Regions from separate parts of the Homo sapiens genome. Here region 2 is linked to region 1. The links are chromatin loops, found by intact Hi-C in ENCODE. Cell type or tissue: GM12878. All regions are shown on one strand. Each heading gives the region's core, and the rest is flanking DNA. Links, peaks and the distances in the headings are about the cores only.

The links. Hi-C counts contacts between places; a loop is a spot of excess contacts. Peaks named below come from ENCODE experiments on the same cell type or tissue, not always from the same donor. Only the 100,000 strongest peaks of a DNase experiment are listed, where the experiment ranks them.
Region 2: a loop joins it to region 1, with 3 times the contacts of the local background. A loop is called at or near these places in 2 of 110 quality-filtered maps.

Annotation. Positions count from the first base shown.
Region 1 is chr2:71,273,629-71,281,704 of GRCh38, forward strand. It overlaps LOC105374797 (a long non-coding RNA gene), which reads right to left and starts at 3,187. Exons shown (of 3, transcript XR_940233.2): 1 at 2,754-3,187; 2 at 2,547-2,656. RefSeq lists a silencer at 2,771-3,010 and an enhancer at 4,212-4,321. In GM12878, for the core only: a CTCF peak has its summit at 4,007; DNase peaks (open chromatin) are centred at 2,933 and 3,183; H3K4me3 peaks cover 2,499 bases.
Region 2 is chr2:71,021,332-71,025,331 of GRCh38, forward strand. It overlaps the pseudogene OR7E91P. Among named protein-coding and RNA genes, the nearest start is that of TEX261, 28 kb to the left of the region's middle. In GM12878, for the core only: a CTCF peak has its summit at 2,444 (motif pointing left); a DNase peak (open chromatin) is centred at 2,430.

The DNA.
Region 1 (8,076 bases), core at 2,097-6,096:
ACATTGATGAACATCGATGCAAAAATCCTCAATAAAATACTGGCAAACTGGGCTGGGCATGGTGGCTCATGCCTGTAATCCCAGCACTTTGGGATGCCAAGACAGGCAGGTCACTTGAGGTCAGGAGTTCCAGACCAGCCTGGCCAACATGGCAAAACCCCATCTCCACTAAAAATGCAAAAAATTAGTCATACATGGTGGTGCACGTCTGTCATCCCAGCTACTCAGGAGGATGAAGCAGGAGAATCGCTTGAACCTGGGAGGTGGAGGCTGCAGTGAGCTGAGATTGCATCACTGCACTCCAGCCTCGGTGACAGAGCAAGACTCTTTCTCCAAAACAAAACAAAACAAAACAAAACAAAACAAAACAAAAAAAACTAGCAAACTGAATTCAGCAGCACTTCAAATAGCTTATCCACAACGATCAAGTAGGCTTCATCCCTGGGATGCAAGGTTGGTCCAACATACAAAAAACAATAAATGTGATTCAACACATAAACAGAACTAAAGACGAAAACTACACGCAGAAAGACCTTTGATAAAATTCAACATTCCTTCATGTTAAAAACTCTCAATAAACTAGGTATTGAAGAAACACCTCAAAATAATAAGAGCCATATATGACAAACCCATGGCCAATACCCTACCGAATGGGCAAAAGCTGGAAGCATTCCCTTGAAAAGCAGCACAAGACAAGCTGCCCTCTCTCACCACTCCTATTCAACATAGTTTTGGAAGTTCTGGCCAGGTCAGTTAGGCAAGAGAAAGAAATAAGGAGTATTCAAATAGGAAGAGAGGAAATCAAATTATCTTTGTTTGCAGATGATATGATCCTATATCTAGAAAACCCCATTGTCTCAGCCCCAAAGTTTCTTAAGCTGATAAGCAACTTCAGCAAAGTCTCAGGATACAAAATCAATGTGCAAAAATTGATAGCATTCCTATACACCCATAACAGGCAAGCTGAGAGCCAAATCATAAATGAACTCCCATTCACAATTGCTACAAAAAGAATAAAATACCTAGGAATACAGCTAACAAGGGAAGTGAAGGACCTCTTCAAGGAGAACTGCAAACCAATGCTCAAAGAAATCAGAGAGGACACAAACAAATGGAGAAACATTCCATGCTCATGGATAGGAAGAATCAATATTGTGAAAAAGGCCATACTGCCCTACTCCCATTAAACTACCATTGACATTCTTCACAGAATTAGAAAAACTATTTAACATTCATACAGAACCAAAAGAGCCCAAATAGCCAAGACAATCCTAAGCAAAAAAAAAAAAAAAAAAAAAAAAAAAGCTGGAGGCATCACATTAGCTGACTTCAAACTGTACTACAAGGCTACAGTAACCAAAACAGCATGGTACTGGTACAAGAACAGACACATAGACCAATGGGCCAGAATAAAGAACTCAGAAATAAGATCACACAACACTGTTGGTGGGAATGTAAATTAGTTCAGCCATTGTGGAAGACAGTGTGGCAACTCCTCAAGGATCTAGAACCAGAAATACCATTTGACTCACAATCCCATTACTGGGTATATACCCAAAGGAATATAAGTCATTCTGCTATAAAGACACATGCACACGTATGTTTACTGCAGCATTATTTACAATAGCAAAGACATGGAACCAATCCAAATGCCTATCGATGATAGACCGGATAAAGAAAATGTGGTAACATATACACCATGGAATACTATGCAACCATAAAAAAGAATGAGATCATATCCTTTGCAGGGACATGGATGAAGCTGGAAGTCATCATCCTCAGCAAACTAACACAGGAACAGAAAACCAAGCACTGTATGTTCTCGCTCATAAGTGGGAGTTGAATATTGAGAACACATGGGCACAGGGAGGGGAACAACACACACTGGGATCTGTTGGGGGGGTGGGGGGCAAGGGGAGGGAGAGCATTAGGACAAATACCTAATGCATGCAGGGCTTAAAACCTAGACGATGGGTTGGTAGGTGCAGCAAACCACCATGGCACATGTATATCGATATAACAAACCTGCACGTTCTGCACATGTACTCCTGAACTTAAAAGTTGAAGAAAAAAAGAAAATGAACGTGCATTGTTCTCCATTGCGAATAACGGCCACCAGAATTCCAGGGTAACAAATCTCTTAGTTGTCCTCTGGCCGAAATCTCCTCGTGCCCCACACCCTGCCCCATATCACAACAAGGCTTTTTTTTTTTTTAAGACACCGGGCTGGAGTGAAGTGGTGCGATCATGGCTCATTGCAGCCTCCCGCCTCAGCCTCCTGCCTCAGCCTCCCAAGTTTTTCTCACTTTTTCCCTTGTTCCTTTTTCCGTGTTCCTTAAATCAGAAAATAGTTTCCTGTCACCTGTCTGGACTCCTCCCCGTGTGCCTGCTTTGCCAGGTTTAGGTGAGGTGGACACAGAAATAGCGAAGTTGTCCTCTGGGGTGTGTCCTAATCCAAAACAGGTTCATCCTGGGACCACAGGCAGGCGCCACCCCTACACGTTTTTTGACGTTGGAATGTGCCTTATGTGGGCTCCCCTAATTACCTGTTTTCATATCTGCTCATCCACCGGAATGACTGGGAGATCCTCTAAGTGGAAGCTTTTTCCTATTTCCATGTGTCCCCAAGCACTGTGGCTGGCCCTAAATAGGTGTTCTGTAAACAGCAGGCGAAGAAATTATTAGTCTTAAAAAGGACAGAAAGACTCCCGCAAAAGCAGCAGCGCGTGCCGAACACCTTAGGCCTCACAGACCTTCTATTTGAGGAATGTGCTCCCCCAATCCCAGACCGCTCCTGGTGGGGCGGGCGCGAGCGCAGGACCGCGGAGCCTGCTGCGTTGCTCGGCTGCAGGGGAGGAGCTGGGCCCCGCCCCCGGCTTCCCGCGCTCCGCGTCCATTGGCTGGCCTCGGGGGTGGGCGGGTCCCGCCGCACGGAGTCCTGCGCCTTGAGGCTCAAGCGGCGGCGTGCAAGGCGTGTGAGGCGCGTAGAGAGCCGCGCGCGCCGTCTGCGATGCCCCGGGACGGCGTTCCTGCCGGGAATACCACCCCGGCGGCAGCCCAGGCTGCCGCGCAGAGCCCGGATTCCGCGACTGCCGGGGCACCGCAGGTTTTGGACTCGCTGAAGCGGTGAGCTCTGCCTTTGCCCTATATGCCGCGCTCTCGCCCGTGCTCTGGGGCAGTTGGCAGTGGGTGGGCAGGAAGGGGCGGGCCGGCAGGGCGTCGCACGTTGGCGTCCCCGCGTCGCGGGAATGGGGTTCGGATTCCCCCCGTGAATGTCATTCCCCAGGCTACCGGTCTTTAGCGCTAAGTTGCATGGGCTGGTGTGCCAGTCGGTCAGCGAATAGCGGCAGAACGCCTGGCCGGGCCGGCGTTTTCCGGGACACTCGTTTCGGCCTCGCAGTGGCAGCGCCTCCTGCGAGCCTAGACCGGCTCAGTGGACGCGCCGCGCTGTGCACGCGGGTCTGGGGAGACGGCGGTTCTTGAATGATCCCTCACACTGCAGGGTATCTGGGAGCGGTGGATTGAGGGGGCACAACGTGGCTTCTGTGTCGGTGAAATCGCTTGGACCAGCTCCAGTTCTTTTTAAAGATTACTCTTGTAAAAAAAAAAATACATTGTAGAATTGCATAATATGCTCTATCTCATCCAAAAATAGTTTTTGATGTCAGAGTAGTCATATGAACGCAACATTGACCCCTTTACCCCCCTAAATAATAAATCTTGAGCTTCTTATTGTATGGTAATAGATTTCTTTCATGAGAGAAATTTCTCAGGGAGTTAATCCACTCTCTCTCCCCTACTGCAAGATCCCGCTGCAGTGGTCCTAAAAAAGAAAAAGAAAAAGAAATTTCTCATACTACAGAAGAATAAAGTAGCCACGCTCTGTGTTTTGAATCAATTTTCAAGGATTTTTTTTCCACTTTGCTTAGGCGTTCTTTCACCCACAACTACACCCCCAGGTTCCAGATTTTGGAATGGTGTAAATAACGCCCCCCGGCGCCCATCCACTTAGCGGAAGGAAAGTCAGCCACTAGGCTGCGGGCTCCGGGCTGTCCCCAGCGTGGGAGAGGCTGTCCTGCTGGCCCGGCTGTTTATTGCAGCGATTTGGATGTTCCAAGAGTCACAAGGGACACTGCTCACGTCCCCATCTAGGGGGTCACTTCATAGCAGCATCAGCTCTTTCTTTTCATCCTTCTTGCTTGAGTCTGCCTCCGGTCCTCTGGATGGAGCAGGCTACAACGGACGCTCGGAGTAATGAAGTGAATTGCTCTTTCTTGATACAAATGAATACTAGTGCTGTACTGCCTTCTCCCAATCTTTGTGGCGTTTGTGTGAGCTGCTGAGAGCAGGCAGTGGAGAGAATGATAGACATTTTGCAGAAGCGGAACGCTCTAGTGTTATGTCATCCTTCTTGGCTCTGGTTTCTAGGTCCAAGTTCTGGTGACATTGTTTCAGCTTGCTTTGCCCTTTCCCAGGCCCCTGGGTTAGTTTGAAGGGAAAGGAGTGCCTGTTTCTTACCCCATAAGGACTAGGAAAAGGGATTGCTGGCTTGAGAAAGAGGTGCTGTAAGTTATCCTCTGCGGCCAGAATTCTGAGGATTGGAAGATTATGGATTTTTTAAAAAATGAAGGCATATAGAGGAATGGTAGACTACTGTAATTATTCTTAATAGGATGTTGGGAAATACAAATGCTGACCTATTTTATTCAGTAATTAGGGGAAGCTTAAGTACTTTAAATGCACCCTTTTAAAATTGCCAGTGTTACTGTGAATTGTCTTGTAAAACCAAAAAGCACCCCCAATTTAGCCTTTCTGTAGATCTTTTACATATGCTTAAAGGATTTGGGTCGGGATTCTTAGTGTCTTTGTATTTAATTTTGTGTCTTCGAGGAAGGGGAGCTATGAAATGTAGTACTTCCATACCTTTTGCCTCTGGGGACGTTTTTTGGTGGCAAGGAAAACTTATTTAGTGCTGATTTACGGGAATAGAATGGTTTAAGGAATTTGTTGGAGATTGCTCGTTTAAAAAATGCCTTGGGTTCATTATGATTTGGTAAATTGTACGGTATTGCTATATTTCATCCAAAATAATTTTCCATTTCAGGGTAAACATTTGAATGTACATTGACACTTCTATTTCCTAAATAATAAGTTTTGACCTTTCTTATTTTGTTTTCGGTCATCAGTTTTGAAGGATTATTTTTTCCCAAATTTGCTTAGGTTTGCTTTCATCCACAACCACGTGCCCAGGTTCTAAATTTGGAATGGTGCTAATAGTGTCAAATGTGCAATTCTGGGTAGGTATATGTGGGTGGATGGGATGGCTTATAGGTTGTATTAAAATTTTATTTTTTTTCTCCGTTGAAATGTCAGCCCCACCAGAAACTATTAATATTATGACATTATCTCCTTCAAGAAATGGATGTGATGATAAAATGCTTTAGTAATTTTGAATATTATAATATTATGACCACTAACATTAAATGCTGTGATTTTTAAAAATGGCTTTCAATTAGAAGGTTTTGATAACTTGAGTCTTTCTGTCATCTCTCAGTAATGTGCCATTACTAAAATATTTTTCCCCCCCTCTCTCCAAGGCCTCAACATTTTCCTTACTGCATTCATGTAAGAGCTGTGGTTTTGGTATGAAGGTTAAATCCCCTCACTTCTGACTTACATGTGCAAAAATTTACAGTTTGAGATCTATACCAAGGTTCACTTGGGTAACAGGATTCACAGCTTGAATCAGTAAAGTATCTTGTTTCCCCTGCTTCTGGGCAGGTGGGATCTTTGGAGTATCATTTCTTTATTTTCGTTATTTCCCAAGTTTTTGAAAATATTTTAATTTTGATTAAGATAAAGAAATGACTTAAATTTTTTTAATAAAAATTATTTGGGTAGACGATAATTTCACAGGGTTAAAAATTAAAAAGTTTAAAAAGGTATACAATGTAAAGTCTCTATCTTTTGCCTGTTTCTCGGCTTCTCAATTCTCATTCTGACAAGTTGCATGCTGGGTAATCATTATTATTAGTTTATTACTTCACCTCCCAGGATATTTTATATGTATAAAAGTGAAAACAAGTTTACATTTCCCCTTCTTATATGTATTTGCAGTTTTCTTCCATTGCTTTTTCCACTTGAAAATGTATCTGAGAGATCTTTTCTTACCAATACAGAGAACATCCTCAATGAAAGGTGTTTTTTTTGTTTGTTTGTTTGTTTTTCCCCTGAAAAGTAATTAGCAAAGAAAGAGAATGAAAGAAAAGAGGATGGCCGTGCGGTGGTGGCTAATGCCTGTAATCTCAACACTTTGGGAGGTCTAGGTGGGCGGGTCACCTGAGGTAAGGCGTTCAAGACCAACCTGGCCAACACGGTGAAACCCCGTCTCTACTAAAAATACAAAAATTGGCTGGGCGTGGTAGTGCATGCCTGTAGTCCCAGCTACTCAGCTACTCGGGAGGCTGAGGCAGGAGAATCGTCTGAACCTGAGAGGTGGAGTTTGCAGTGAGCTGAGATCGCGCCAGTGTACTCCAGCCTGGGTGACAGAGTGAGTCTCTGTCTCAAAAAAAAGAGAAAACAGAAAAGATGGACCTTGAAGAGACAAAGAGTTTTCTTTGTGGTTGGGGTATTGGGTACAACACTCTTGCTGTGTGAAAAAGGAATCACTTAGAGTGCTTAAGCATGAGATAAGGGGTTGTAAAACCTTCTAGGCTAAATAATTAAATTATTTTAAAATTTTTACTTTAAAATCAAAGTAATACATGTACATGATTGAACAAATAAAGCAGTTCTTGAAGATTTACCACAAAAATACCAGACACTTGTTAATTTCTTTTTACTCTGTTTCTCTCCTTGAAGGCAAACACTTTGAAGTCCTTTAACTTTTTCTTCTAGTATTTACCTTTGTCTTTCTGAAAAAGTATACTTTATAACCACTTCTTGACTTAAATAGTTTAGGTATTACTTTTTTATAAATTAAGAATTGATAAAGTGAGGATTTAACTCTTTATTCTCTCTTTCTTCTGTATCCTTCTTCCATCCTCCCAATTTAGATTCTGTCATAATTTTTTGTTAAATTAGTAGTTAGGTTTTATATTATTATGACCAGGTAAACATGACTAGCCTTTGAGCCAAATGATAAACTAATTTACCTAATTTTCTTTCATCCCGTGGTTAATTTTTTCCAAATGCTGCAGTGCCATCAAATGGGCCAACAAATGTAAGGATTTACCAATGCCATTTTTTCCTTAAACTTCCTTCCTATAGCTTCCATTCTTCATACTCTAATCTGGTCTGGTTCTAAGTTTGTAACAAACCTAAAGATTAATGTATTTAAAGAGATAACAAAAGAGATTGCACCTACAAAATAAGAACAGGTCGCTATGAAAAGAAACCATAAGACAACAAGAAAGAGCTCTATGAAATTAAAAATATGATAGTCAAAATGAACTCTGAATAGAAGACCTAGAAGATAGAGTTGTCTAGGTTTGCATAGCTATAGTCCTGGGACTTTCCTTCACCTTTCTCCTGATTTGGACCTTCTGTTATCTAGATCATGAATCTGGTTTTCTTCATTTTGCTGAAACAATTAGTCCAGTTACTTTCTAAGAAAAGATAAATGTTCTAAGTCCTTGCATGTCTTAAAAATGTCTTTATTCTACCCTTGCATTTGAATTACAGTTTGGCTGATTTTAAAGTCTAAGTTTTTCCTCAGCATTTTAAAGGTTTAATTCTAGTGTGTCTGCTGTTAGTGTTGCTGTTAAGAAATCTGATATAATTAAGTTTCCTGTTTCTTTTTATATGGGTTGTTTTCCCTTTCTGAAAGCTTTTTAGTATAGTCTCTCTGGTTTTCTGAAAGTTTGTGATTTTGTGTCATATTCACTGGTGTGATTCTTTTTTCATTTCTTGTGCTCTGCACTTGGTGGGCCGTTTTAACCTGAGGACCTCCCCCCGCTTTTTCCCCTAGTTTGATGAAATTTACTTTAATAATTTATTCCTTTCCATTTATTCTGTTCTCTTTTTCTTTAGTTGGATTTTAGACCACCTGGATTGATCCTTTAATTTTCTTATCAT
Region 2 (4,000 bases), core at 1-4,000, 250 kb before region 1:
ACAGGACAGTGGAAGAACAAATGCCCTCAGCTCAAAAGAAAACAAGGTGACTCAGAGCAGGAGGCCCCGGACAGGGAGGAAGGGGCCCTGCTCAACCTGGCAGAAGGGTTATTGGACTGAGGGAGACCGGGCTCAAGCGTCCCCAAAGAGCCTCTGGTCAGAATGACAGTCGGGGGTAGAGACATTGATTTTCTTGTAGGTAGCGGTGCTGAACATTCGCTAGTAACCGCCCTGGTCGGCCCCTTATCCAAAAAGACTATTGACGTCATCGGAGCCACGGGGGTTTCAGCAAAGCAAGCTTTCTGCTTGTCTCGGACTTGTACTGTAGGAGGACGTAAAGTCATTCATCAGTTTTGGTACATGCCTGACTGTCCCTTGCCCTTTTTGGGAAGGGACTTGCTCAGCAAGCTGAGAGCCACTATCTCTTTGACAGAGCACGGCTCTTTGCTGCTAAAGGTACCCGGAACGGGAGTCATTATGACCCTTACGGTCCCCCGAGAGGAGGAATGGAGACTTTTCTTAACTGAGCCGGGTCAAGAGAGAAGACCAGCTCTGGCTTAGCGGTGGTCAAGAGTACGGGTGGAAGACATCCCTCTGGGATTGGCCAGTTAATACTGGGGCCCAGCCGGTTAGGCAAAAACAGGACCCGGTCCCCAGAGAAGCTCTTCAAGGTATCCAGGTCCGTCTCGAGCACCTAAGAACTTTTGGAATTATTGTTCCTTGTCAGTCTCCATGGAACACTCCCCTCCTGCCTGTTCCCAAGCCACGGACCAAGGACTACCGGCCGGTACAGGATTTGCGCTTGCTTAATCAAGCTACACTGACTTTACATCCAACAGTACCTAACCCATCCACATTGTTGGGGTTGCTGCCAGCTGAGGACAGCTGGTTCACCTGCTTGGACCTGAAAGATGCTTTCTTTCCTATCAGATTAGCCCCTGAGAGGCAGAAGCTATTTGCCTTTCAGTGGGAAGATCCGGAGTCAGGTGTCAGTACACTGAGTAGTGTACACTTGGACCGGGCTTCCCCAAGGGTTCAAGAACTCCCCCACCATCTTCGGGGAGGCGTTGGCTCAAGACCTCCAGAAGTTTCCCACCAGAGACCTAGGCTGCATGTTGCTCCAGTAGGTTGATGACCTTCTGCTGGGACACCCCACGGCAGTCGGGTGCACCAAGGGAACAGATGCCCTACACCGGCACCTGGAGGACTGTGGGTATAAGGTGTCCAAGAAGAAAGCTCAGATCTGCCGACAGCAGGTACCTTACTTGGGATTTACTATCCGACAGGGGTCGGAACGGAGGCCGGGATAAGAAAGAAAGCAGGTCATTTGCAATCTACCCGAGCCTAAAGGCAGAAGGCAGGTGAGAGAATTCTTAGGAGCTGTGGGGTTTTGCAGACTGTGGATCCCAAACTTTGCAGTATTAGCCAAGCCTTTGTAGGAGGTCACAAAGGGGGCAGGGACCGGGAACCTTTGGAATGGGGATCCCAACAACAGCAAGTCTTTCATGAGTTAAAGGAACAACTTCTGGCAGCCCCAGCCCTGGGGCTACCCGATCTGACAAAGCCTTTTCCATTGTATGCTTGAGAGAGAGAAAAGATGGCAGCTGGACTTTTAACCCAAAGTGTGGGGCCCTGGCTGAGGCTGGTGGCCTACCTCTCTAAACAAGTAGACGGGGTTTCTAAAGGATGGCCCCCCTGTTTGAGGGCCTTGGCAGCAACTGCCCTGCTAGTCCAAGAAGCAAATAAGCTGACTCTTAGGCAAAACCTGAACATAAAGGCCCCCCATGCTGTGGTGACTTCAATGAATACTAAAGGACATCATTGACTAATGAATGCCAGACTCACCAAGTGCCAAACTTTGCTCTGTGAAAATCCCTGTATAACCATTGAAGTTTGTAACACTCTACACCCTGCCACCTTGCTCCTGGTATCAGAGAGCCCTGTCGAGCCTGATTGTGTAGAAGTGTTGGACTCAGTTGACTCTAGCAGACCTGACCTCCGGGACCAGCCTTGGGCATCAGTAGACTGGGAACTATACGTGGATGGGAACAGCTTCTTCAACCCCCAAGGAGAGAGAGGTGCAGGGTGTGCAGTGGTAACCCTGGACACTGTTGTTGAAGCCAGATCGTTGCCCCAGGCCACTGCAGCCCAGAAAGCTGAACTCATTGCTTTCATTGGGGCCTTAGAACTCAGTGAAGGTGAGACTGTCAACATTTACACTGATTCTCGGTATGTCTTTTTAATCCTTCAAGTGCATGGAGCGTGATAGAAAGAAAAGGGCCTATTGAACTCTGGGGGAAAAGACAGAAAATATCAACGAGAAATCTTGCAATTATGAGAAGCAGTATGGAAACCCCACAAGGTGGCAGTTATGCATTGCAGAGGACACCAGCGAGCTTCCACCTTGCTGGGTTTGGGGAATTCCCACGCTGACTCAGAGGCTCGAAAAGCAGCATCTGCCCTCTTCCGGGCATCAGTGCTCCCTCAAACACCTGATCTTGGACCTACCTACTTCTTCTAAAGAAGAAAAGGACTGTCTCCAGGTAGAGGGAAGGACAAGTGATGGAGGAAGGATGGATTCGGTTACCAGATGGGAGAGTAGCTGTGCCACAGTTGCTAGGAGCTGCAGTTGTACTGGCTGTGCAAGAAACCACCCATGTAGGTCAGGAGTCACTGGAAAAGTTGTTAGGCCGGTATTTCTACACCTCGCATTTGTCAGCCCTTGCCAAAACGGTGAGGCAGCGGTGTGTTACCTGCCGACAGCATAATGTGAGGCAAGGTCCAGCCGTTCCGCCCAGCATACAAGCTTATGGAGCAGCCCCCTTTGGAGATCTCCAGGTAGACTTCAGAGAGATGCCAAAGTGTGGAGGTAACAAGTATTCACTAGTTCTTGGGTGTACCTACTCTGGGTGGGTGGAGGCCTATCCAACACGAACTGAGAAAGCTGGCCAAGAAACCCCTGTGCTTCTTCCAGATCTGATTCCTAGATTTCGACTGCCCTTACGGATCGGCTCACATAACGGGCCTGCGTTTTTGGCTGCCATGGTACAGAAGACGGCAAAGGTATTGGGGATCACACGGAAACTGCATGCCGCCTCCCAGCCTCAGAGTTCCGGAAAGGTGGAGTGGATGAATCGGACTATCAAAAATAGTGCTATACTATTGTCTTCCCCGCTGGATATTTAAAACAGCACCACAAGGGGCGTCAAACCACCTGCTAAATTTGAGGGAATGTTATCCTCTCCCCACCTCCCCCGGCCCCGGATATTAGAGACAATAACACAGGGGTAATGTACACCCACTGCTTTATTGGGAGTAATATCATCCTCTCCCTTCTTGGATATTAGGAACAATATCACACTGTGCATGTACGCCTGTCGTGAAATTCAATGGAATGTCATCCTTTGCCTCCCTGGATATGATGAACAATATCACGGGGGATGTACAACTTGTGAGATATTGGGAGTGATATCATCCTCTCCCGTCTGGAAGTTAGGGACAGTATCACAGGGGTGGTGTACACCCTCTGGGATGTTGGGACTAATATCATCCTCCCGCCCACTGGATATTAAAAACCATATCACAAGGGGCTTGTACACACACTTCGATATTGGTATTAATACCATCCTCTCCCTCTTTGGATATTCGGTGCCATATTTCAGGTGGGGTATACACCACCTGCAATATTGGAAGTAATAAGATTTTCTCCCCCCCGGATATCAGAGACAATATCACAGGGGGGTGTCAACAACCCCTGCGATATTTGGAGTAATATCATCGTCTCCCCTCATGAAGATTAAGAACAATATCGTAGGGGTGGGGGGTGTACACCCCCTTTCATATTTTATATCATCCTCTTCCCCCCTGGATATTAGGAACAATATCAGGAAGGGATGTGCAGACCCTGCGACCTTTGCTGTCATATAATTGTCTCTCCCCTAGATATTAGGAAAAATGTCACTGGAGATGTGAACAGCCCGGCAATATTGGGAGTAGTATC